Linked DNA regions of Homo sapiens: all the other regions are linked to region 3. Evidence: chromatin loops called from intact Hi-C (ENCODE). Cell type or tissue: PC-9. All regions are shown on one strand. Each heading gives the region's core, and the rest is flanking DNA. Links, peaks and the distances in the headings are about the cores only.

Region 1 (8,316 bases), core at 24-8,023, 380 kb before region 3:
AACAGCTGTAGAGTATTTCATTGTGTAGTTGTCATAGTTCATTTAACGAACACGTTGCCTATAGACACTAAGGAATTTCCAATCTTTTGCTACCACACACAAAGCTACAATGAAAACTCCTATACATATGTTATTTTGTAAGTACACACAAGAATTTCTGTAATAAATTCCCAAAATTGGTACTGAGATGAGGTAAATGCATTGGTCTTTTTCTAGAAATTGCCAATTTGCATTCCACAGGAGTTGCATCATTTTGCACTTCCACAACCTATGCATCTCTGATTTATCCTGAAAAAAAGCTATTCCTCTCTCCGGGCCTCTAAAATACTTTGTTTATAAGGCAATTTCCAACGATGTGCTCACTGCAATAAACTACATAAAGCTCTTGGCTTATTTTTTTCCCAGATGCAAATGTAAAATTTGTTGACTTAGAAAGGTTAAAAGCAAATAAATTTTCAAATTAAAAAACAAACCTCATATAAACTCAGTAAATCAGCATATTAATGCCTAAATGTGCTGGGATAGCAACTGTTTGTCTTTCTAATATCTCCTGTGCTCCAAAAACAAATATACTCCCTATTCCAGTTTTTTAAAAAATTCACATTCAATAGTTTATAAATGGATACGAAGTCAAATGCATTTCACTTCTAAATGAATGTTTTCCTAAACCACTTAAATGTTTTCATGAAGTCAAATCTGTGTTACTTCTATATTTTTTAAAGCCGTAATTTCAAAGGTGATTTAACCTTTGTAACTGCCATTTTTAACAGGTAGTATCATCTAATGTATTATTTTTATTTCAATGTCTATCCTATCAAATATTTAATAATTAGAAAACAAACACCAAGTCCACTGGACTTCCTATTTGAAGTCATACTTAAGTAAATCACTTTCAATAATCCTACAACTGTTTAGCTGGAAAACATGTAAATGATCATATTTATTCCCCAAATAAGGATACGCAACCTATGTTGCATATATATTAGACAGAAATCAGTCGGTCAGACAGAAATCGGTCTGAGGTTATCTCAATATCCTGTAAAAACAAAGTGGCTAGACTAGTTGCTGATACCAAAATGAATTTTAAAATGCTAGCACACATTCTCTACTCTTATAGTCAGCAGATGTGACAGAACCATACTTAAGCTCTCACCTAAGTAATACATAATGTTAGGCAAATGCGTTGATTTTAAATATGAGTCAAACGGAAGGCACTGACAACAAAAAGCAAGAATTACCTAACAAATGTAAAAGAAAACAAAACAAATGAGAAAACACATCACAGTAGCTCTGAGGACAAAAAAGCTTATCAGGCTAGGATAATTTAGAAGAAAACAGTCCAACACAGCATAGAATTCCGAGGAAATCACTTTAATTCTGTAAAATGACTGATGTTCACAGTAACAACTCAGAGCCATTATAAAAAAACTTAAAATGTATTCTGTTTAAGAGAACAAAGACACACGTTTTTCTGATGAAGTACTCAAAGTAAAACTTCTCGGTTAAAATCAGAATATACAGTGGTTGCCCTTTAGAAGATGAACTGTGATAAAGTGCAATAACTATGGGGGCTTTAGATGTGAAACTTTTTTTTCCCTTTTTTTTTTTGTAATGACCTCTCCTTACGATAGACATGCAACTTTCTATGCTAAGCCAGTTGTTAGTTAATAGCCGAAGGAATATCTGATTTTTTCTGCAAGCTATTTAGGCATATTTTCACTTAAATGACTGGAACACTCAAGAAAATGTCCTGATTTCATTTTACTTTAAGTTGTAACTGCCAAAGTAGATAGGTTAGTCTGGCTTCTAGCTCCAATTTGCTAAATGGCCTTGTTCAAGTGACTCAATCTCTCTAGTCCTTAGTTTCTTCATCAGTAAAGTGAAGGAGTTATAGAAGGCATGATATGTTACTAAATAGAATAAGTGTGCTAACAAAGTGAAACAGAGTTACTGCATTAGGTCCTGTATCTACATCAATACTATAACTAGATCTATTTATATGTACTCTATATTTAAACTATCTCAAACTATATGTCACTTTACTATATATGTAAGGCCTACAATAAAAGAAATGATAATCATTTTAGAATGTTCCCCAACATTTAATATTGTTACTGTCAGGATATAAACAAATGTACACATGATATGTAACCAGGATATTTTTTAAAACACATTCTCAGCAATGTCATCAAATACTAGAAACAACTCAATGATCTACCAACAGCAGAATGGATGAATAAATTCTGGCACATTTAATTCAAAGGGATAATACATAATAACAAAAATGAATGAAATAAAACTACACATAACTACATGGATAACTCTTCAAAACATAATGCTGAGCAAAGGAAGAAAGAATACACGATTCATAAAGATTAAAATGAGGCGAAAAAAGTAAACATACTGCTTAGGAATACACGTAAAGTGACAAAGTTATATTAAAAATTGTATAAATAATTACCATTAAAGTCATGATACTGGTTACCTCTAAAGAAAAGAAAGCATATCAAGAGTTTCTGGGATGCCAGTAATACTCTAAGGTTACAAAGATGTATGCTAAATATTTAATTTATAATTATTCATTGTATTATATATTTATGTTCCTGTATCACTATATTTTACAACAAAAAGTTATAATTATATACTTTCTAAAATAATACTAATATATTTTTATAAAAAGGAAGGATTCCTTTCTGCTATCAACAATTTCCTTGATCTACATTTCTAATTTTTAATGCAATATTTTAATAAGGAAGAAATAAGTTACTATGCCTAATTCTCCACAATCCTAATTAAAAGTAGATTTCAGCCTTTAAATAATATAAGATCAGTTATCCTGCTAGATCTTGGCTTAGCAGCTCCATGTTGTTTCTGTCTGTCAGTCTTCTTTTCAAGAAAATGCATGCTCATTAATTCCAAATGATATTCAGGTAATAATTTGAGGCATGCTGCATTTCAAAAAATACAATAGCTTAGCCCTAAGGTAGGAAGAAACACACTTCTGACTTTCACACATTTTAAAATAATTTTGGGAGCACTTGTCTATGCATACAACATGAAGGTCCATGATAGGCAAGTCACAGACACTACAGATGAAATCCACACTGTGAGTACTAGAAAACATGATAGCTGGATTATAGCATAGTTATACAATGTCTAATGTAAATTATACTGGGGCAGTTTTAGATATTTTCTTTGGAAAAACAAAAGTACAGGGAATGGAAATTATTACAGAACATTTAACAGTAAACTAACTTACATTACAAAAAAACCCTACACAATTTACAAAATCCTCAAAGGTTCACCACCTAGAAGCATCCTTCAGTGTGTACAGTTATTCCAACTTTTAGATGCTGCTCAACAGGAAGCAGACAATGAAATTTTGAAACAAGACTATCAGTACTTTCATCAGGCTCCAGGTACCAACATGATGGCAATGATATAGCACCTTTATAATAGTTGCTTTTGTTGCATACTATTGGTTTTTGTGAATGTAGCCAAAGATTCCCCTCCTTAGTGGGTCCAACTAACCAGTTATTTGCCCATCTATTAAGTGCCAACTTTACAAAATTACATTGTGTCCAGCAGGGAGCAGCATTACAACAGTCATAAGAGTTAAGTTGAACATGAAACCGACAGAAGAAAAAGGAGGAAAAAGCCCACTTACCATAGGTCTGTTCTACAATTCATTCAATTTTTAGGGAAGTTGCAGGGCTTCCAGAAAAAAAAAAAATAAAGCATGTCTTAAAGCATAGGTGGGTGATCCACAATTTCAGGAATCCTAAAGCAGGAAATCAAAATTACATTAGTTGAAGGCTATTTTCAACCATATTGAGTTGAATTAGTAGTCTATACTATGACTGAATGACAGTTGTAACGGTGCGTCTTCCTCTTAATGGGTCCATGAGATCTTGAATTCAGGAATTTTATGACGCTTTGGAAAAAATGACTTAAAAAAACAGACAATATTAAAGTCCTTTATCCATCAGAGAATTCAGGTCAGAGAAGAAAGTAATAGCTAATAGATTATATGAGATCAACCTAGAAAGAACTATGTTCCAAGAGTTAAATGAGTTGACAGGGCAACCATCAACAGTTCATTAAACTGTTCTAGACTGAGACATAGAAAGGATACAAACATTAACTTCTGCAGGTCAGCATGAATACCTGAGGTTAATTTTAAGAATAAAAAAGCGGTAGAAAAGCAGAATACAATACTAGTGATATAAGACTAAATTAGATATGTACTGAATATAAGGAATGTGTGTGATACTGTAAAAAAAACCTTGTGACCAGTTATAATATGACAAAGGCAAAGCAATACGTTTGACACTGACTTGAATGTCAAAACCTGCCTCATAGTCAATTATAATAATTCTATCTCAGTTCTTATGATTAAGAAAATAAGTTTTATTTTTTATTTTTTATATATATTTATTTATTTATTAATTTTTGAGGCGGAGTCTCGCTCTGTTGCCCAGGCTGGAGTGCAGTGGTGCAATCTCGGCTCACTGCAAGCTCCACCTCCCGGGTTCACGCCATTCTCCCGCCTCAGCCTCCCGAGTAGCTGGGACTACAGGTACCCGCCACCATGCCCAGCTAATTTTTTTGTATTTTTAGTAGAGACGGGGTTTCACCGTGTTAGCCAGGATGCTCTTGATTTCCTGACCTTGTGATCCGCCTGCCTCAGCCTCCCAAAGTGCTGGGATTACAGGCATGAGTCACCGCACCCGGCCAAAAAGTTTTATTTTTATTTGAAATGTTAAAGTTTGCTTTGTGTGAGTTTGCGTGTGACTTTTCAGTGTCTGCCACAAAAAACAAACTTTTGCCTTTAAAACAATATATGCATATTCACTTTTAAATATGCATAATTGCATATATCTATATAATATACAATATCACATATCAATGTTATTAATACATAACATTTACTTGAAATTTAATACGTAAAATGATTCCTATTTTCTGACAAAATGACACAAGCAGTTTAACTTTGGCGAATGATATAAAGAATACGGTTTCACTCTAATAATTACCATCAATTTGACTGAAGCTGAGAGAAACTCTGATATATTAATCTTCTACCCTTTAGCAGTAAACCATTAGTTGCATTACTTATCATCTTTTGCTCTCCTTAGTCTTCTTATCTTATCTCTTGCCTTTGCTTTTACACATTTCACTTTTCTGATAATTCTTCATTTCTGCCAATCTCTCTTCCTCCTCTTTTGTAATGCATTTCTGTATCAATTCAAATTTTTAATTCAATCTTCTCTCTTTATGACACTACCACTTTTTTTTTCTTTTAACCTGGTACCTTTAAAAATGAGTTTTCTCCTGTAACAATAGTCTGTTTAAATATATCGTTTCATCCACTTACAAGCACCATGTTTGATCTCAAAAATCTTAACAATCTCACATAATTGGAAGACACATCTAAATATACTTAAATTGTATTTGTTATTCATAAAAAATTCTCCTGAGTTATTTAAGAACTTGCTAAATGTTTTTAAATTCGATCTTGAAACACGCAAAAATTTCGAGGAAATCTAATCTCACATCTAATCTCTAATCATTCCAAAAAACTAGAGACAACCACTATTCTAATAAAGAGGTAATTTAGGATCTTACTACATTGATGTGAGTAAATATTGAGTAACCAACTTCTCTAAATCAACAGAACTTTAGCGCTATTTATTCACATATGTGTGTGTATGTAATGTGCACTATCCACATTAAAAAGCAAAGGTTCATGCCTGTAATCCCAGCACTTTGGGAGGCCAAGGTGGGTGGATCACGAGGTCAAGAGATCGAGACCATCCCGGCCAACATGGTGAAAACGCGCCTCTGCTAAGAATACAAAAATTAGCCGGGCATCGTGGCGCGCGCCTGTAATCCCAGCTACTCGAGAAGCTGAGGTAGGAGAATCACTTGAACCCAGGAGGCAGAGGTTGCAGTGAGCTGAGATAGCATCATTGCACTCCAGCCTGGTGACAAAGCGAGACTCCATCTAAAAAAAAAAAAAAAGCAGTTCATTAAATAACCCCCTACTTCTATATATATTATAAAGTCTGAGAAGAAAAGTGATTTTCCTGTTCAGCACTCTCTAATATAAACATTAAAGGTATTAGTACGTTGTAACATAATGTCATAATAATTATTCACAAGCCTTGAAATTTTTTAAAATTTGTATATAGATTATACAACACCATTTATAATATAATTACCTAAAAAGAGACTATAGTGAGTTGAGAAATGGTCCCCCTTCCTGCCTCCCCTACCCAAATTCATGTTCATCTGGAACCTCAGAACATGACCTTATTTGGAAAAAGGGTCTTTGCAGATGTAATTAAGGTAAGGACCAATGTGAGATCATAGTAGATTACAAAGGGTCCTAAATCCAACGGGAACGTCCTCATTAGAGACAGAAAAGGACACAGGAAGACACAGAGAAAAGAACAATGTGAAAATGAAGTCAGCCTGGAGTTACACTGTCTCAGGGCAAGGAATAACATGACACCATAAGCTGCAGAAGCAAAGAAGGATGCCCCCCTAGAGTTTTCATAATAAACATAGCTGACAACTTGACTTCGTATTTTTGACCTCCAAAATTGTTAGAAAATTGATCTCTGTGTGTTAAGTCACCAAGTTTTTGTTCATTTGTTATGGTAATTTTAGAGAACTAACATAGATTTTCATACCAAAAACTGGAGTGTTGCTGTGATACCTAAAAATAGAAAAACAGAAAAAGCCTAGGTTGCCTTGAAGAAATTTTTGGTAGAAAAAGAAATCTTAAGAGAACTCTGCTAATGGCTCAGAAGGAAGAGAAGAGGTAAAGAAAGCTATCACCTTAAAGAATACATACATTATCATGAACAGAATGTTGACAGAAATAGGAACATTAAAAAGGTTTCTGATGAACTCTCAAGAAGGAAATGAAGAACATGGTATTGGAAAGTAAAGAAATAGCAGTCCTTGTTGTAAAGTGGCAGAAAACTTGGCTGAAATGGGTTCTACTATGTGGCAAAACGTAGAACTTGGTAAGCAATTAACTTGAATATGTAGCTGAGGAGATTTCCAAGCAAAGTGTTAAAGGCGTAGACTGTTTTCTCCGGGCTGCTTACAGTAAAATGTGAGAGAAGAGATAAATTGAGGAAGAAATTGTTAAGCAAAGAAAAACCTATGATTTGGAGATTTCTTAACCTATCTAAATTGTAAAAGATGCTAAAACATGCTCTGGAGAAGGGCCAAGGATGTGGCTGAAAAACCTTTTCTGAAGAGATTAGGTATGTGACTAATGGGTCCAAATCAACCTTTTCAGCAGAAGCTAGAAACAGAGATGAGATTATCCAGGAAAGATCTTTGAAGAATTCTCTTATGATGGCAGAGATCCTCTAGACATACATGGGAGACCCACACATTTTAAAATATTCAGTAAACCATGCTATAAACACATGTGCTGTCACCCAGGCTTTGTTGTTCTGTCTATAAAGAACAGGCAGAGTAGCTTTAGTATAATTCCTAAGGGCCTTGGGATTTTCATAATGGTAAATGAGCACTGGCTTCAACTTAAAGACACCAGTTGCCATTATCCCCTTAGGAGAGTGAGCCTGTCCTGAGAAGCATCAAAGCCAGGCATTGACTTCTCTCCAGCTATGAAAAGTCCTAGATAGCATCTTCTTCCAACAGAAGGCTGTTTAATCTACATTGAAAATTTGTCACTTCATGTACCCACCTATATCAACTATCTTTGCTAGATAGAGGTAACTTGCTGCAGCTTGCCATACACTTTTATGTTATGGCTTCTCTCCTTAAACCTCATTAATACAACCTCTGCTATCTTTCAAATGTTCTTCTGCAGCTTCCTCACCTCTCTCAGCCTTCATAGAATTGAAAAAAACAGGATCTTACTCTGGATTAGACTTTGACTTGAAGGAACATTGTGGCTGGTTTGATCTATCCAGACAACTAAAACTTTCTCCATATGAGTAATAAGGTCATTTCTCTTTCTTAACATTCATGAGTTTATGAACTTTTCCCATTGCATTCACAGCTTAACTGTTTGGCAAGAGGCCTACCTCTTGGCCTGTCTCAGCTTTCAACAAGCCTTCCTTGGTAAGCTTAATCATTTCTAGCTTTTGATTTAAAGTGACAAATATGCCATGCTTTCTTTCACTTGAACACTTAAAGACCACTTTAAAGACCACTGTATGGTTAATTTTCCTAATTTCAATATTGTTATGTCTCAGTGACACAATGAAGTGAATAGGGAGTGAATAGGGAGGCCAGCGAAGGAGAGCTGGGGGGACAGCTGGTTGA
Region 2 (8,316 bases), core at 24-8,023, 630 kb before region 3:
GACAGGATACTCTGGAGAAGACAGTCATTTTGAAATATCTGTCCCATCACCAGATCATGCCCCCAACATGGGTTATGAATTAATATTTTTTAGAAATCTTTTAATTATCATGTAAATAGAACAATTATATCATACTGTGCTTTTTGTTAATAGAGTTAATTTTAAGGTTAATCATCTAAAATATACTTAACAGTTTTAAAATCCTGTTTTGGCATTTCTTCATTATTTAATATGCTGTGAACTTTAAAAAAATATAACCACTCTCAGCCTCTGAGAGGTCCTATCTATACCCACTGCCCTTAATTCTTTAACGCCAATTTTTTCTTTAATCCTATTCACTCTAAGTTTTCATTATCTTCCAAAGGCCGCTGATATCCTTTTTTAAAAATCACATATAACCTGCTTGAAATCTTGTTCACTCCTGACTTCATGCCACTGCCTATCTCAATCTCCTTTTCAAACTCTGCCCATACTTCAGTTAATAAAACATGCCTTACATTTGCTAATGAAGATAGGCTTTAGTGCCATTACAACTCTATCTTGCTGTCTCACCTTAGACAAGGACCTTACTGCCATTGGTGTTAATTACTTTATAATATTAATAATAAAGATGCTGGTGATGATAGCTAATCCCCAGTGAGCACTTACTAGGTTCCAGGTACTGTTTTAAGAATCTTTGGTGGCTCATGCCTGTAATCCCAGCACTTTGAGAAGCTGAGGTGGGCAGATCATCTGAGGTAAGGAGTTCGAGACCAGCCTGGCCAATATGGTGAAAACCCATCTCTACTAAAATACAAAAATTAGCCGGGCATGGTGGCATGTGCCTGTAACGCCAGCTACTCGGGAGGCTGAAGCAGGAGAATGGCTTGAATCTGGGAGGTGGAGGTTGCAGTGAGCCAAGTTCGTGCCACTGCACTCCAGCCTGGGTGATACAGTGAGACTTCATCTCAAAAAAAAAAAAAAGAGTCTTATATACCTTATTTAATCTTCACAACAGCTCAATGAGGTAAGTATTATTGTCTTATTATCTATAAAATGAGAGGACTGGATTATGCAGCCTTTAAAATTCATTTCAACCTCACTTTCATTCTATTCATGCTAGTCTTTCTTTTAAGTTCCCATAATACATAGAATCTGTATCACATATTTTAGCACTTATTTTTATACTGATAAGCATATTTCCTAATAGCTTCACATGGGTATGCTTTGTCTCCAAAACAAGAAAGTTAGCTTCCTGAGGGTTAGGCCTTAGAGAATTCTCCTGTATTTTCAACACTGGTTAACACACAGACAGAGCACATATGTGGTACTCAACACTTCATCATTTGAGTTTGTCTTCTTTGGTTCTCTAATTACTTTTTGGGGGTGGGGAGGTACCCAAAAGATAAGGTTAAATCAGTGACTGGTAGAATTGTAGTCCCCAAAGATGCCACACTATATAGTTCACTTATAAGGATCTTAAGAGACACTGAAGGGCCTAAAGGTGTCCACCTGGTGGTTGGAAGGCAAACAGATTGTGAACTATATGTGTTTTGTTTTGTTTTCAAAATATTTGCTTTGTTTTGCTTTATGAGGACTGGAGCACCTTATCTACCCAACACCAAATTAGATCCTGATCATGTTAAAAGATTTGTCACCTTGTTAATCACAGAATGAGGAATCCAATGCCAGAAGTATAAATGGAGTATCTGACCGAATTTTTGCCTTCTAAAAAAGAATTGTCCAGTGGAATTTTCAGTGATGATGTAGCTATTGAGTAATCAAAATGTGGCTAGTGAGACTGAGGAACCCAATTTTCAATTTTATTTAATTTTAATTTAAAAACACAAGGGATAGTGTATTGTGCTGTACAGTTCTAAAAGATGTAACTCACCTGTGGTTTGCCAAGGCTGAAGCCCTTTCCAGCACCTTTTATTTATGCTGTAATTCTTTTCTCTAAAGCTTTCAACATTTACTTCCCAGTCACACATATTAAGTGTTGATAAATGAACTCTTGCCATATCCTTTTTCCATGCATGACTGGCTATGTTCAGAAACTTCAAATATTTTAGAAATGTAACAGGATACTGATTATTTTAGGGAGGTTATGTAAAATTGATTTTCTAACATAATTGAGAAAGTTTTATGAAAGAGAGCAATAAATTAATGTTACATTAATTCCCACCTTTTGCAACATATATAAAATAAGAGCAAAGAATGAATTTTATTATTTGAAAATCAGAAGTTTGTTGTAAGATTGATGTTTACTCGAACTAACGCTACTAACAAGAAGTGAGGAAGCCACTATATATGTCTCTGAATAAAATAAAGCAAAGCAATGATACCCAAGATGTTTACAATTGCTTTATCAATCATTAGTCAGACTTCTCAAGAACCAAAGATCTTAACTAGCAATCATTGACAACACTGATCCATTTGAATAGTAAATAGAAAATACTAGTCAATCCTTAAGAGAGTTGGTTTTCCTCCTACTAAGAATGTGTATTCAATACTGTTTTAGTTCTTCAAGGAAAAAAAATTCATATTCTTGTCCGTTCACACGAACCTCTCAGTGAGCATTATTGTTTTCGGAGGAGGGGGCAGGAGGCAGGGGGCCCAGGATGTTGACAGAACAGATAGGATGTCAGGTGAAGATAGAATGCTATGCCCTCTCTAACCAGCTGAAGACTCAGCATGATTGTTTTCTTACAAATAATACCTGTGGGTGTTGAAACTGTTCAGGGAATCTATCAAACACACTCTTTCACTTTGCTGCTGTAACTCTATAAAATTTATTCTCATTTCAAAAGAGTCATAGGCAATAATACCTGTAGGTGGTTGAGTAATTTAAAGAACATTTGTCAGGTCTACTTTCAAGTACTTTGCCTGGACAATTCTATCTTTATTTGGAGTTTTTAAAATGCAATATTTCTACCCAATATGATTAGAAATTTCCACATAAGATATCTTCATCTAACTAAAGAAGGATATCTTCATCTAACTAAAGAATGATCTTAAATATAAGTGGGGATATAACATTAGGATGTCTGAGAATAAATTTTTGGTCAGAAAATAAAAATAAATTTAGGTTATAATCATTTCCATTTTTTACAATTATGGAAGTCATTCACACACAGACATAAAAAGCAAATACATCAACAGTGTATTAGAAAAAATGCATTAATAATATATTAATGCCAAATTATTCATCTCAGGGAAACTTAAAGTGCCTACCTCTATAAACTTAGAAAAATGGTCCATATTCTGTAAAGGGAGAGTTGAGTAGAAAAAAAAAACACAACTTTCCTTGTTAAGTCAATCTGTATCCATATTAAGTTTACTTTATCTGTATTATAATTAAAACACTTAAATTGGGATTTTTATAAAATTTTCTATTCAGTCACAAGTACAGAGGATAAATGATTTTTAAATATTTCCATATTAGTTCATTCAAAAAGTATTATAAAATGAAACAATTTAAATAATTTTTAATTAATCAAGAAAAGTAAGGTGATAACTAATATTTTTAATATGTTGATAAAGATGGAGACATATTCCTAGATGATCCCCAAATGGAATTCACTTTTCATCAAAATGTTCAGAATTGCATAAGCAGAAAAGTCTATCTTTCCTTTATGAGATGCAGTTTTTAAGTTAAAAATATTTATTTTAAAATACCATTTGAAACGTAAGTTGGCCCTTATTCTTTGGAGAAGGTTTAACATTAATACAGATAATTTTTCTAATTGAAAGACACCCAGCTGAGATGTCAATAAAGCTCTCTGGTTTTACAGAACTGAATTACCATGTAAAAAAGAAAAACCTCTATTTTTTTCCAAAGTGAATTATTTAATAAATAGTTTTCATGATAAAAAGTTCAATTTTGAGCTAGAGATACATATTTGACACTTGGTAGTATAATTCTAAGAGAATTAGAGAAAAACACAGATTTGAAAATTTTCTCCTGACCTAAACAGCTTTATGACAAGTCAAATGAAATGTTCCATGAAGATAAATATGTCATGGATAAATGATGGAAAATAAACACTATTTCAATATCACTTCTTATTTTATTCCACTGTCACTTCCCCCCTCTCTGTAATAATTACCTATGCACAAACTCTAGATGGCAATATTGCACTTACTGTACTTTTGAGAAAATTGTCACAGTCGATCTCCACATATCCTCTTTATCAACATTTTATGTGCCATGGATCTATAGCCTCTTATTATAAGTGTAATGAAGCAGAAGTTATTGAAGCATTTTATTGATTGCTCAGATCACAAGTTTACTGCCATACTGAATTGGCACCTTACTCACTGAAGCAAACTGCTGACACCTTTTTTAAAAAGTGACAACTACATCTATTTCATGACCAGAAATCCATTTTCATCTCTATCAAGACAAGAATGCAATTTTCACTTCATTTAACTGATGTTAGGCCTGCTCAAAGCATGACACTTAGAAAGAGACACAAGTTTAAGGTTCTTAAAATACTTCAAGTAACTAGAATGCAGCTTGGTTTCAGGAAAAAAAAAATCAACAATCACTCAAATCTACAAACAACCTAATATTCTAAAAAAAATTACTTACCAGAACCTTCAGAAGTAGTTTTCATCTCGAAATGACTATCACACTATTTTCATGTTTTTAATAGTATATTATGTTTATATATTATAGATTTTGTTCCAAGGTTTCAAAGGATAATTAGGAAGTTTGTTAAAAACTGAAATATTTTAAGTGTTGTCACAGAAAGGCTAAGTCAAAGAAACAGCTCAATTTTTAAAGTATATACAGAAAATGAAATAGAGATAGTTATTCATTCAATGATGTAGAACCAATAAATTATTTTAATTGACACAGGATCTGAAAAGACAAACTTCAAGCACTTCTTTTTTGAAAAATTAAAATACTAAGATTCCTTTTAAAATACTTTATGCAATAAACAAATTTTGTCAATAATAAATGTAATTCAAGCATATTTTGAGATGAATCAATTCTGGATAGAATTATATTATACTATTGTTTGATACCTAATTACCAAACTTATTGAAAGTGTGGATAAAGTGAGCCAACATTAACTTACACAATTTTTTAAACAAAATCTAAGTGCTTTGGTAGAGCTTAGTTTTAGTATGTTAACAAAATACATTTCAATTTTAAACTGCAAAAACAATATATACTCAAGCTAGATGGTTATTTCCTCATCAAATAATATGCCCACAAAATAAATCTGCAATATTGTTACAATTTAAAAAGTAAAACCTAATTTTTGAAATAGAAATTCAGTACCTGAGATTGCTAAACACAATATGCCAAATATAGAACTTTTACATATAACATATATAACAGCATCCAAAAAAGTTAACTTGCTTAAATTAATAAACAAAAGAGACTACATACATGCAAAAAAATTTAAATTTAAATCACTCGGGCCAAAAATTATATAAACCTCAACAAACTTTATTAAGTAATGATTTACTACAAATAGCTCAAATACACATTTCAAAATTAAAATTACAGAAATAAAACATTTTCCCACAACTTCAGACATAAATAGAAATTGCAGTGTTTTTCAATACACTACCAAAGTTTAGAAAATACCCCAAGAATTTAAGAAATATTGGAGAATACTTTGGTTTATTTATTTTGCTTTAAGTAATCAAATCAGCTAAAATTTAATATCAAACAATCATTTTATTCCGAAGTGCTAAAAACTAGGAGTAGAATTAAAAATTCCTTAAGATTTCTTAAATTCACAGATTCACATTTTTTCATGGCTTAATGAATTCAGGGGCTATGACTCTTCCTAATTAAGATGGTGCTTACCATGATATAATAGATACTCATTTCCCTTTTTTCTCTCTGAATTTCAAAAATAACTATGCAATCTATAAGAACTGTTAGGCCATACTGTGAACAGCTTTAAATGATTAAAACTGAAAGTTTATGAGTGCTTTCAAAAATTGTATTTAAAAAAAAAAAAGTACTATGCATTCTTATGTAAAAGTCTCCAGGAATTTTGTTGGTTGGCGGGGAAATTCAAACTTGGGAAGACATTTTCAGAAATGAGTGTTTCTCAAAAATCACATTTGTACTTAACACTGCCCATCAGCCATTCTGAGTCATTACTTGTATAGCTGCCTGGCACAGCTCCATGCACGTTTATGCATCTTTACAGTGTTTCTCAACAGACTGCCATATTTTGTTTACTGACAGCAACTAAAAGCTCTATGTGGGATGATAAATAAAGAACATCATGTTTAAAAATCACTAATATCATTTTAAAAGGTAGTGCAGCCTTGTGTTTTGGCCTCTCCTTAGCTGTGTTAGGCCTATGAATGACAGCTTCCCTGCTTGAAGCACACAGAAAGCACAGCCTTCCTCATTCACTGACAGGACTGTGGCCTTTTCACACGTTCCTTCCACAGCAGTGTTTGTCCCCAAACACTAGAACTCGACACAATGGCATTCCTACTTCAACACCCCCACCAACAGCACCACTACATAACAAGAATGCTAATGAGATGGAACGGCCCTGTCGCTGAAAGTGTTAACTACATTTCATAGGAATGCGTTTATGCAATTGCAAAGATTACCAATTAAATAGATTCTGCTTAGCTCCAAGCAATTTCCAAGATGCTTCCACTTTTAAGGAAATAAATGTGATAAATGTATGTCTAAGTGACTTTGTGCTGTTCTAAATAAAATATCTCATTTTAATACACACGAATCAGTATATATTTAAGACCACCCTAATGTAGTGTGCTTAAATCAGTTGCATGCTATAACAGCCAAGCTAAAGTTAAAAATTGAAAAATGAGTAAGTTTGTAAACATAAAACCAGTAGCCCTGACTTTTCTTTTAAAGCTATATTATCGCAATTTATTTAAAATAAATTTCCTTTGGGAATGACAAAATTTAAAGCTTATATTTCGACAGACATCAAGATAATATTGTTGTTTTTATATGTGGTCTCAAAAGTGAAATAAATTGAAATAATATCAAGAATAATCTAATCATACGATTTATAAACTTTAATTTGTTAAGGAAATAGGAATCATCATCTACCTCCATTTCACCTATCTAAAGATTCTTTAAAACAATCTTATATAAAACTAAATAGAAAAGGCTATACCAAAGGTCAAATGAAGTAAGTGTAGTTGAAACAAAGTTCATTAATTCTTAAGAAGGATATTTGCTAGGAAATCCCACTCACAAATAAAGATATTGTCAGGCTTAACACCTAAGCACTGATGGTCTGTTAAGGGTATGACTACAGGGACTTCTCTAAACATTCAAATAATTTTAAATTAAGTCTTAATATAACACTACAAAAGAAGAAAACCTCAAGCATACATAAAATAGAGCACATCTAAAGCAACAGAAATTTACATAAAAATACATAATGAGCAAACTTCTGCTTATTTTTCTTCATTTTTATATTTCCAAATAAAACTTAAGTATCATATTAAAACTGCTGAATGTAAAGCTATGAATTATTACAACTTAGTGGAAGAAAAAAGCTTTAGGAGAAATGGCAAAGAGCATAGGTTTCAAAATATTCTTAAATTTCATATAATGTTGAAATCTTTACAGACTGCCCAAACAGACAATCACAGAGACACTAAAATGTTAAATTTTGTTCATAATTTAATATTTAATAAAATATATTTTTCATCAATTTTGAGTCATAAAGAATTTTTTAATGAAAGCAGTAAGTAATTCTGAAAGTATTTTTTTCTTACAATGCACAGAGCTCTTTTAAATCTAGTATAGCAATTTATACTTCTTTAAATTTTACATGTTTAAGACAGTGGAAGAAAAACATGCCATTATTTCTGGGATGTTTCTTATTTCTAACATCCTTACTTGAAATAAAACTTAGAAAATGTTTAAGCTTGTCTTTAGATTTTATTTAAACAGTGCTTTTCCTGAATTGGAGAATTGTCTCATTATTTCTTCTAACATTAAATAATTTTAAATTTCAATAAGTGGAATCAAACCACATTAATTCCAAAAAATTATTGTAATGCAATTAATCATGATCCATTTTATAATATCATGATATCTTAAAACTTAAATAATATTTCAACTACAATAATTTAATCTAAATGCAATAAAATATTTTATACTAGTTTCTATATATAATGGCTTAATAAAGAACATTCGTTTGGATTTTTCTTTCTTTCATTGTATTATTATGAATAGTCTTATCTATGATAATTATAATCCTGTTTCTGGATTTGCTGAATATAACGAGACAAACCAAACACATTTTGCGAAGTTTTCTTGGGAAGATGTTTTTTGCTAGTTCTGGATACCTTAGTACAACA
Region 3 (8,316 bases), core at 271-8,270:
TACACTATATATATACAGTTTAAAGTGACTGGGATCTTCAATCTTAAATCCAACCACAAAAACAAAAAAGGAGGTGTTTGTCCTTGGAGTACATCTCTCCCCCTGGCAGGGGAGAGGCCTTGTGCACACATCCACTGGACTTCACACACGTGAGCTGAGCTCATGAACGTTCCCTAGACTGTCAGGGCTCTCTATTTTGGAAGGAGGTTGAGGAATTTGCCCAAAGTCACCCAGCTGATGGGTGGAAATTATTCTCAGTCTCGACAACTCTTGTGCTTTTTGGATTTTCCCAGCAGCCCATGCTGCTCTGAGCCATTTCTCAAGATGTCTCCTTTTCCCTCGTGTTGCCTGTAACACTGGTGACATAAACCTCACCCTTCTTGCCTTACTCCCATCTGAGTAGTGTCTCAGTGATGTGTGCCTCTATCCTTCCTGTCCCTCCAGCCTGAGTGTGGAAAATTTTTGTGACTCCCAATGCCTTTCTACCCCCTGCATCTTCTTGCCCTCAGCTTCTCTGACATGTTCAAGAACAAACCTTTGGCCTCCATACCTGTGCCTTGGAGAACAGATCTATAGCATTAAAAATAAACACGTGGACAAACAAACTGTTCCATTGTATGCTGCTGTGTTACAAATGGCCCCTGAGTTGTGTGAAATAATAGCCATGTTTTTAGGCTCATAGTTTCTCTGGGGCAAGAGTCTGGACAGAGTACAGTGAGGAGGACTCACCTCTGCTTCATGATTATCTGGGGCCTCAGCAGGGAAGACTTGAATGGCTGCAGGTAACTCAAGTGGTTGGGGACTAAAATCATTCTTCATTCACATGTCTGGCACCTGACTGGGCCTAGCTGGGACTGTTGACCAGAGTGGCTTACGTGTGGCCACTCCACGTGGCTTGGGCTTCCTCACAACATGGTCGCAGCTAGTCAGACTTCTTACTGCAGACTTGAGGTTTCAAAAGTCCATGTTCAGCCAGGCGCAGTGACTCACACCTGTAATCCCAGTACTTTGGGAGGCCGAAGTGGGCAGATCACCTTAGGTCAGGAGTTAGAGACCGCCTGGCCAACATGGTGAAACCCCATCTCTACTAAAAATACAAAAATTAGCCAGGTATGGGGGTGCGTGCCTGTAGTCCCAGCTACTCAGGAGGCTGGGGCAGGAGAATCACTTGAACCACGTAGGCGGAGGCTGCAGTAAGCCAAGATCACACCACTGCAGTTCAGCCCCGGGTGGCAGAGCAAGATTCCGACTAAAAAAAAAGTCCATGTGTCCATGTTCCAGAGAGCAAGATGGGAACTGCATGATCTTTTGTGACTTAGACACACTGTCATTTCTGACATACTCTATTGTTCAAGACAGTCATTCAGGTTTAGGTAGAAGTGACATAGACTCCACATTTCAATAGAAGGAATGTCAAAGAATTTGTGGCTGTTTTGAAACTGGCATGCAAATAAATAAACATTTTGTAAGGCAAAACCGAACAAGCCCCCTGTTATAATTTTTAACTCATCAGAAAAGTCTCCAAAGTCTAAAACAGCAGTTCCTAACCTTTTCCACACAAAGTTCTTTCCAATTTAAAACACAACAAAAATCTCCCAAAGAAATAGTTATTGTTTTTTTTTAGAAAAACACACACTCATGACAAATAATTCAATACAGCTAAACACAAAGAATTAAGCCTAGTCCAAATAATGTAAAATATTCCTAAAACCTCATAGTCTAGAGATAACTGATTGTTAATTTTTGAAGAATATCCTTTAAGATATTTCTGTATGCATTTACACACATAAATGTATGAATCGTTTTACATAAATAGGATCATCATATTGAGTTTTTCTGAAATACGTTCTCCTTTTTACACTCAATAACACGCTACAGCCATTTTTCCATTTCTTTTTTTTCTTTTCTTTTTCTTTCTCTTTTTTTTTTTTTTTTTTTTTGAGACGGAGTCTCACCCTGTCACCCAGGCTAGAGTGTAGTGGCGCAATTTCGGCTCACTGCGAACTCTGCCTCCTCAAGTGATTCACCTGCCTCAGCCTCCCGAGCAGCTGGGATTTACATGCACCCGCCACTGCGCCCAGCTAATTTTTGTATTTTTAGTAGAGATGGGGTTTCACGATGTTGTCCAGGCTGGTCTCAAATTCCTGACCTCATGATTCACCGGCCTCAGCCTCCCAAAGTGCTGAGATTACAGGCATGATCCACCACACCTAGCCCATTTTTTCATTTCAATAGTCACAGCAGAAGACTATTGGTTTCTCACACAGCAGATATTGTCCCTTCTTTTTCTTTTTCTTTCTTTCTTTCTTTCTTTTTTTTTGAGGCAGGGTCTTGTTCTATTGCCCAGGCCAAATATCCTCCCACTTCAGCCTCCCAAATATCTGGGACCACAAGCCTGTTCCACCATGCCCAGCTAATTTTTACTTTTTTTTTTTTTTTGTAGAGACGGGGTTTGATTGTGCTGCCCAGGCTGGTCTCAAATTCCTTGGCTCAAGCGATCCTTCTGTCTTGGCCTCCGTACATGCTGGGATTACAGGAGTGAGCCACTGCACCAGCCTGTCCCTTTCTACCTTCCTAACAAAAACCCTGTTTTAATTCAGGCATCCATTCTCCTTTGAGAGGCAACATGTTTCCAGGAAAGCAGACACTATTTCTAATTTCTAGTGTAAAAGACAATTGGGCTTAGCTAAAATAGCAGTCCGTTCCCCTGGCCAGTGACTGAGGTAATGACAGAATGTGACATAATTCTGGCTAAAGCGATGGCAAGACTGATGGCAGGTTTGGGAAAATGGGATCCTTGGTGATACAAAGGAATAATTAGGAACAGCCTCACTTCTATTCGGTTGGTGCAGAAGTAATTGCAGTTTTGCCATTAAAAACCACAATTACTTTTGCACCTATCAAATACCACATATTGTCATTCCTGCACATAATGGTTGGAACTACAGCAGTTTCAGATATTGTTGTTTTTTTTTTAAAGATAAGAAATGACTTATTGTTTAATTTGAATTGATTGAGCTGCATTTTTCTGTTGCTTATAGCCCAAAGTATTCTAACTGATGAATGTCACACATAAAATTATACAAAATTACTTTGAACAGTTCCCTATTTTATTGTATGGATATGCCATCACTAACTCTGTAAAATTCCCAGTTGCTTGACATTTAGGCTATTTCTTTCTTTTTATTTTTTGCTATAATAAACAACAGTGATGTACTTTGACTAATTCAATTTTCAGGCAGTACTTGGTGTGTCTATATAACCTCCACCCTCTGACAATAATTAGTTTCTAAGCCATAAGATTGGTCCCACTGAGGCACAGCTTCTTAAATCTGACTGTTGGGTCTGAGATGAAAGCTTGCAGCCTCCAATTATCTCCATTTTTCCCCCTTCCTCCAGTATAAAGAGCATGGGCTTTAGAAGCAGACAGAAATGGTTAGAAATCCTCTGTCACTTCCTAGCTGCACAGTGTCATCAGTTTCCATTTCCCTGCTCTATAAAATGAGAACAGAAATACCTACCTTTGTTGTCAGGACTAAATGAGATGATGTATAATAAGCATCCAGTCTGATGCCTGATACACAGTAAGTGCTGAAATGGTCATTATTTTATATTTTATTATTTATCATTTGGAAGAATATGTGTGTGGAATAACACGAATAGGAGCTATTACCCTTAAGAAGTGTCTGTGGAATGCTGTTTGCTTTCTTTCCAGAGTGGCAAGACTTCTTGCTATTTTTTTAACTTTTTATTTTGAAATTACTTTAGATTTATAGAAGAGATGTAAAGATAGCACAGAGAGGCTGGGCGAGGTGACTCACACTTGTAATCCCAGCACTTTGGGAGGCCAAGGCAGGCGGATCACTTGAGGTCAGGAGTTAGAGACCAGCATGACCAACATGGTGAGACCCCTGTCTCTACTAAAACACAAAATCAGCTGGATGTGGTGGCGCGTGCCTGTAGTCCCAGCTACTGGGGAGGCTGAGGTGGGAGGATCACATGAACCCAGGAGGTAGAGGTTGCAGTGAGCCAAGATTTCACCACTGCACTCTAGCCTGGGTGACAGAGTGAGATCCTGTTTCAAAAAAAAAAAAAAAAAAAAAAGTTCCTATATAACTTTTACTCAGCTTTCCCTAATGTTGACATCATCTTTGGTACATTTATCAAAACTAACACGTTAACATTGGTAATATTATTAACTAAACTACAAACTTTATTTGCATTTAACCAGCTTTTACACTAATGTCCCTTTTCTATCCTAGGACACAATCCAGGATACCATGTCGCCTTCGGGCCAGCTGGTTTTTAACGGACTTACAGCCCTTTCCTTGGAGGGCTGAGTTGCACACTTCTGCTGGAAAATTAGCCAGAGCTAACATTGATTGGGTGCTTAATGATTAGCCCTTCTCATAACCCTATGTATTCCATTCCTGCCCTCATTTTACAGATGGGGAAACAGAGACTCAGAGAAGTAGGAGGCTTGATCAAGGTCACTCAGAGGCAGAGCAGACACCGATGAGGCAGCCTGGTTCCTGCTTAGTTGCCTTTCCCAGAGGAGGATCCCCCCTGGCCCTCTCCCCAGAGCCTGTCCTCCCTGTGTGGCCAGGAGGAGAGAGGAGGTCCTGCAGCAGGGACAGCCTTGCCTGTGGGCAGAGCTAACTCTGGCTAAAACTGAGCACTTTCTGCCCACCGGGCCGGGCTCTGAATTACCTCCTCGCTGCCTGGGCAAGGGCCCGCCACGCCCCTTTCTCCCACTCCCTTCCCTGTCAACTCTCGGTCTCAAGGAAGCTGCTGCTGTCAATCCTATCCCTGTGCGTTTGGCCACAATGCAAAGGCGCCTCCTGGTGTTTGCATTTGAATAGAGACCCAAGCCCGAAGTCAAACAATGAGGCTCGTGGTGGGAGTGGGAGAGATTTGGGGTAGAGCGCATTCTTGCAGCCCCTTCTGCGCCTCCGTGAAGGCAGTTCTCTTCTCCACTTTCTCAGAAGTCTTATTTCTCCACTTGCTGGGGCTACCCCTGCTCCTGGGGACAGGAAGGGGATTGCGTTTCAGCCAGGGCCCCATCTGCACAGCCTGGGGTCTTCTGGCTTCTTCATCCAGGAGCGCTGTCCACTGCCAAGTGGGAAGAAGGCAGCCAGAACTAAAGCTTGCTCCCTGTGATCCCTGTGCCATCACCACCGCTATCTCCTAGGTGGCTTCTAATGACAGCTTTCACATAGGAACACCTTCTGTGTGCCTGGCAGCTATAGGTACATGGATCACTTTATGTGATAAGGAAATGGGGGCTCTGAGCTACTTAGCTGGTAAACGGCAGAGCATGGCCTCAAACTTTGGCCTGGCAGGCTCCAAAGTCCCCAGTCCTTCCAGTATACCAAATACCGTCATGATTGTTTTGGAAACAGGGCCCTTGCCAAAACCAGCCTCAAGTTCCTGGTGCCAGGAGGGCCCCACACCTTTCTGGGCTAGGCAGTGTGTGGGTCCCGCCTCCGGAAGACCAGGCTGGTGATAAAGCCCCTTTCTAAGGCACCCAAAGGGGGCTTTTTGCTGAGCAGGCAGGTGTGCCATGGTAAGGGCCCACATCCTGTCAGGGATGGGGTATTTCCTGATTCAGGTGACACAGCTTAAAGAAGGCTGATAATGAACTGCATCTCTATTTATCCAGGCAAACTTGGCCTAGCTGAGGTGTTAACTGGGCCATGGAACAGCTTTAATCCTTTTGTTTACATTGAGATGGTTCAGTGAAACTAGTACTGTCTTAAGCTACAACTGCATTTCATCTTCAGGTCTGCTCTCAGGACTGACACAGAGACCAGCTTTGGGTGGAAATAATCATAACATTCAGAGCTGCAACCTGGGGTGATTCATCTCAGAGTCACCAACAAGATCGCATGCTTTTTGGTTATCATGAGTGGCTTCAGGGCGCTGGCTGGGCACTGGCAGTTTCCACTAACGAGGACAAATAAGAACAGTAAACAGGTGTTGAGTTATTACTATCCACCAAACACTTAATGTGTATGAACTTAATTGATCCTTTTAACAACAGCAAAGTAGGTGTCATTATTATCTCTATTTTTTAGGTGAAGAAACTGAGGTACAGAGAGCTTAAGAACCTTGTGATGGGCTTCAGGACATTGCTGCCCCCAAATATGGCACCTTGATATATTGAATGTTTCAAGCTGAAGGAACTTGAGAAAATGGCAGATGCAGTTAAGTTCACACAACCCTTAAGTTGCAGAAGAGGGAGTTGAACCCAGGCAGTGTGGTTCCAGAGTCCGGGCATATAATCATTACTCTGTGTGCAGATAAATAGCATAGGCAGAGGTCTGGAGGGACATAGACCAAAGGCTGCATGCTGGCTGTCTACAGGTGATTTCTTTTCTTTTCTATTTATTTGTCTTCCCTTATTTTTGACAAGTTTTGAGGGGAGCAAAACGTTAAGATTTACACTAGACAAAAGGACAGGTCGTTAGTGGGTGTGAGTTGCATGGGACAATGTACTGGGCTCCCTCCTGGGGGTGTCCACAGAAAGCCAGTTTGGAAAGACACTATGACACAGGTGGACAGAAGGCAGACAAAATCACTGATACAAAATGAAGGGTTTGCTTATTAACTCATTCACGTATTGATTCAATTATTCACTCATTGCTTCAAAAAAGCATGGAGAGCCTACTCTGTTTAAGCATTGTAGTGGGTGCTGGGGATAATTATGTGTAAGACAAGATCCCTACCTTCTAGGGGTTCATAGTCTGGAGGCGGAGGTGAGGGGAAGCTACTTTCAACTAAGCACCTAGTAACTTGTTAAGACATAAAGTAATTTGCAAGTCTGATTCTTCCACAAGGTTTTGAATCCTTGAGGGCAGGGACTGGTACAATACTGGTATAGCCACATATTTCAACCATTGATGCATTCCATGCATGTATTCATGCACTTTTACATTACCACTTGGTGATTGAACATACATAGGGTGTACAGTGAAGGAACAGCCCACGTGATTGTTTCTCCAGGTTGAAGGAGGGAGAGAAGAGGGTGGTTGGAAAAATCTCCATAGAGATTTGAGCAGAGGCTTAAGAACTGAGAAAGTTTGCCAGGTGCAGTGGCTCATGCCTGTAATCCCAGCACTTTGGGAGGCTGAGGCAGGCAGATCACCTGAGGTCAGGAGGTCGAGACCAACCTGGCCAACATGGTGAAACCCTATCTCTACTAAAAATACAAAAATTAGCCAGACATGATGGTGGGAGCCTGTAATCCCAGGTACTCGGGAGGCTGAGGCAGGAGAATCGCTTGAACCTGGGAGGTGGAGTTTGCAGTAAGCCGAGATCATGCCACTGCACTCCAGCCAACAGAGTGAGACTCTCTCTAAAAAAAAAAAAAAAAAAGAACAGAGAAAGTTTTCACCCAGTGGGGAAGGTACTTCCAGGGAAAGGGAATAGCATAGGAAAAATCACAGTGGTATAAGGCTGACTGGTGCATTTGAAGAACTGTCAATAATTAAGTCCCAGGAGCTAGGACTTAAATGTAGGTAAGTTATAAGGACAGAGAACCAAAGCAGAGAGTAAGGGGTATATGTGCAGATGGAGCCTAGGGGATAAGGAAGCCTCCTCCTTTTCCTCCTTCTCTTCTGTTTAATAAGCCCTCCCCCTACTCTTTTGGAAAGGAGTGAAAGGGTAGGAAACTACATCTTTAAGCATCTATACATGCCAAGCCCTGTAGCATGTATAGGAAACTACATCTTTAAGCACCTATACATACCAAGCCCTTTAATCCTTACTTTGGCACAATTCACCAGCCCCATTTTCCAGGTGAGGAAACTGAAGCTCAGAATGGTGAAGTGACTTACTCACACAGTCAGTAAGTGGCAGAAAAAAGGTTTGGATTGAAGTGCATCCGATTCCAAAAGCGGCACTCTTTGTACTGGGCCAGACAGAACAACTGAAAGTGGAATCACGCTTTTATCTCTGCAAAATGCTTTCATGTACCTAGGCTCATTTGATTCTTACCATGATATTGAGTAGCAATTGGTCAAGTATCATAATTTCCATTTTTTTCAGTAGGAAAACTGAGTCACACAGAGGTTCATTTTGAGTGATTTGAGAATTTCAGAATTAAATACATCCAAAGTACCAACAAGAGGACCCAGCTGAAAAACTATACATGAAATGAAGATCAGCCCTGAGATGGTTTCTCAGTGCAAAGGGGCAGCTGAGGACATGACACATGTGCACATGAGAACCTTGTGTGCATGTGGAGGTTTGCAGCTGGAACAGCCGGAGGGGCCAATCCAAGTGGCTGAGCTAATCCTTTCCTCTGCCTTCTGC

Evidence for each region. Peaks named below come from ENCODE experiments on the same cell type or tissue, not always from the same donor. Only the 100,000 strongest peaks of a DNase experiment are listed, where the experiment ranks them.
Region 1: it touches region 3 in a loop (7-fold over the local background); 35 of 110 quality-filtered maps call a loop at or near these places.
Region 2: a loop joins it to region 3, with 22 times the contacts of the local background. A loop is called at or near these places in 37 of 110 quality-filtered maps.

Annotation. Positions count from the first base shown.
Region 1 is chr11:31,484,461-31,492,776 of GRCh38, forward strand. The region is part of intron 1 of IMMP1L (inner mitochondrial membrane peptidase subunit 1); the gene reads right to left. Among named protein-coding and RNA genes, the nearest start is that of IMMP1L, 21 kb to the right of the region's middle. RefSeq lists a silencer at 909-1,109. In PC-9, for the core only: CTCF peaks have their summits at 3,584 (motif pointing right) and 3,784; a DNase peak (open chromatin) is centred at 3,591.
Region 2 is chr11:31,232,139-31,240,454 of GRCh38, forward strand. The region is part of intron 9 of DCDC1 (doublecortin domain containing 1); the gene reads right to left. Among named protein-coding and RNA genes, the nearest start is that of DCDC1, 130 kb to the right of the region's middle. In PC-9, for the core only: CTCF peaks have their summits at 1,490 (motif pointing left) and 4,119 (motif pointing right); no DNase peak of the experiment used is centred there.
Region 3 is chr11:31,866,416-31,874,731 of GRCh38, forward strand. The region is part of intron 1 of PAX6-AS1 (PAX6 antisense RNA 1); the gene reads left to right. Among named protein-coding and RNA genes, the nearest start is that of PAUPAR, 44 kb to the left of the region's middle. RefSeq lists a silencer at 4,568-4,697 and an enhancer at 7,633-8,316. In PC-9, for the core only: CTCF peaks have their summits at 4,863 (motif pointing left) and 5,064; DNase peaks (open chromatin) are centred at 2,086, 3,756, 5,806, 6,886 and 1 weaker place; H3K27ac peaks cover 2,674 bases.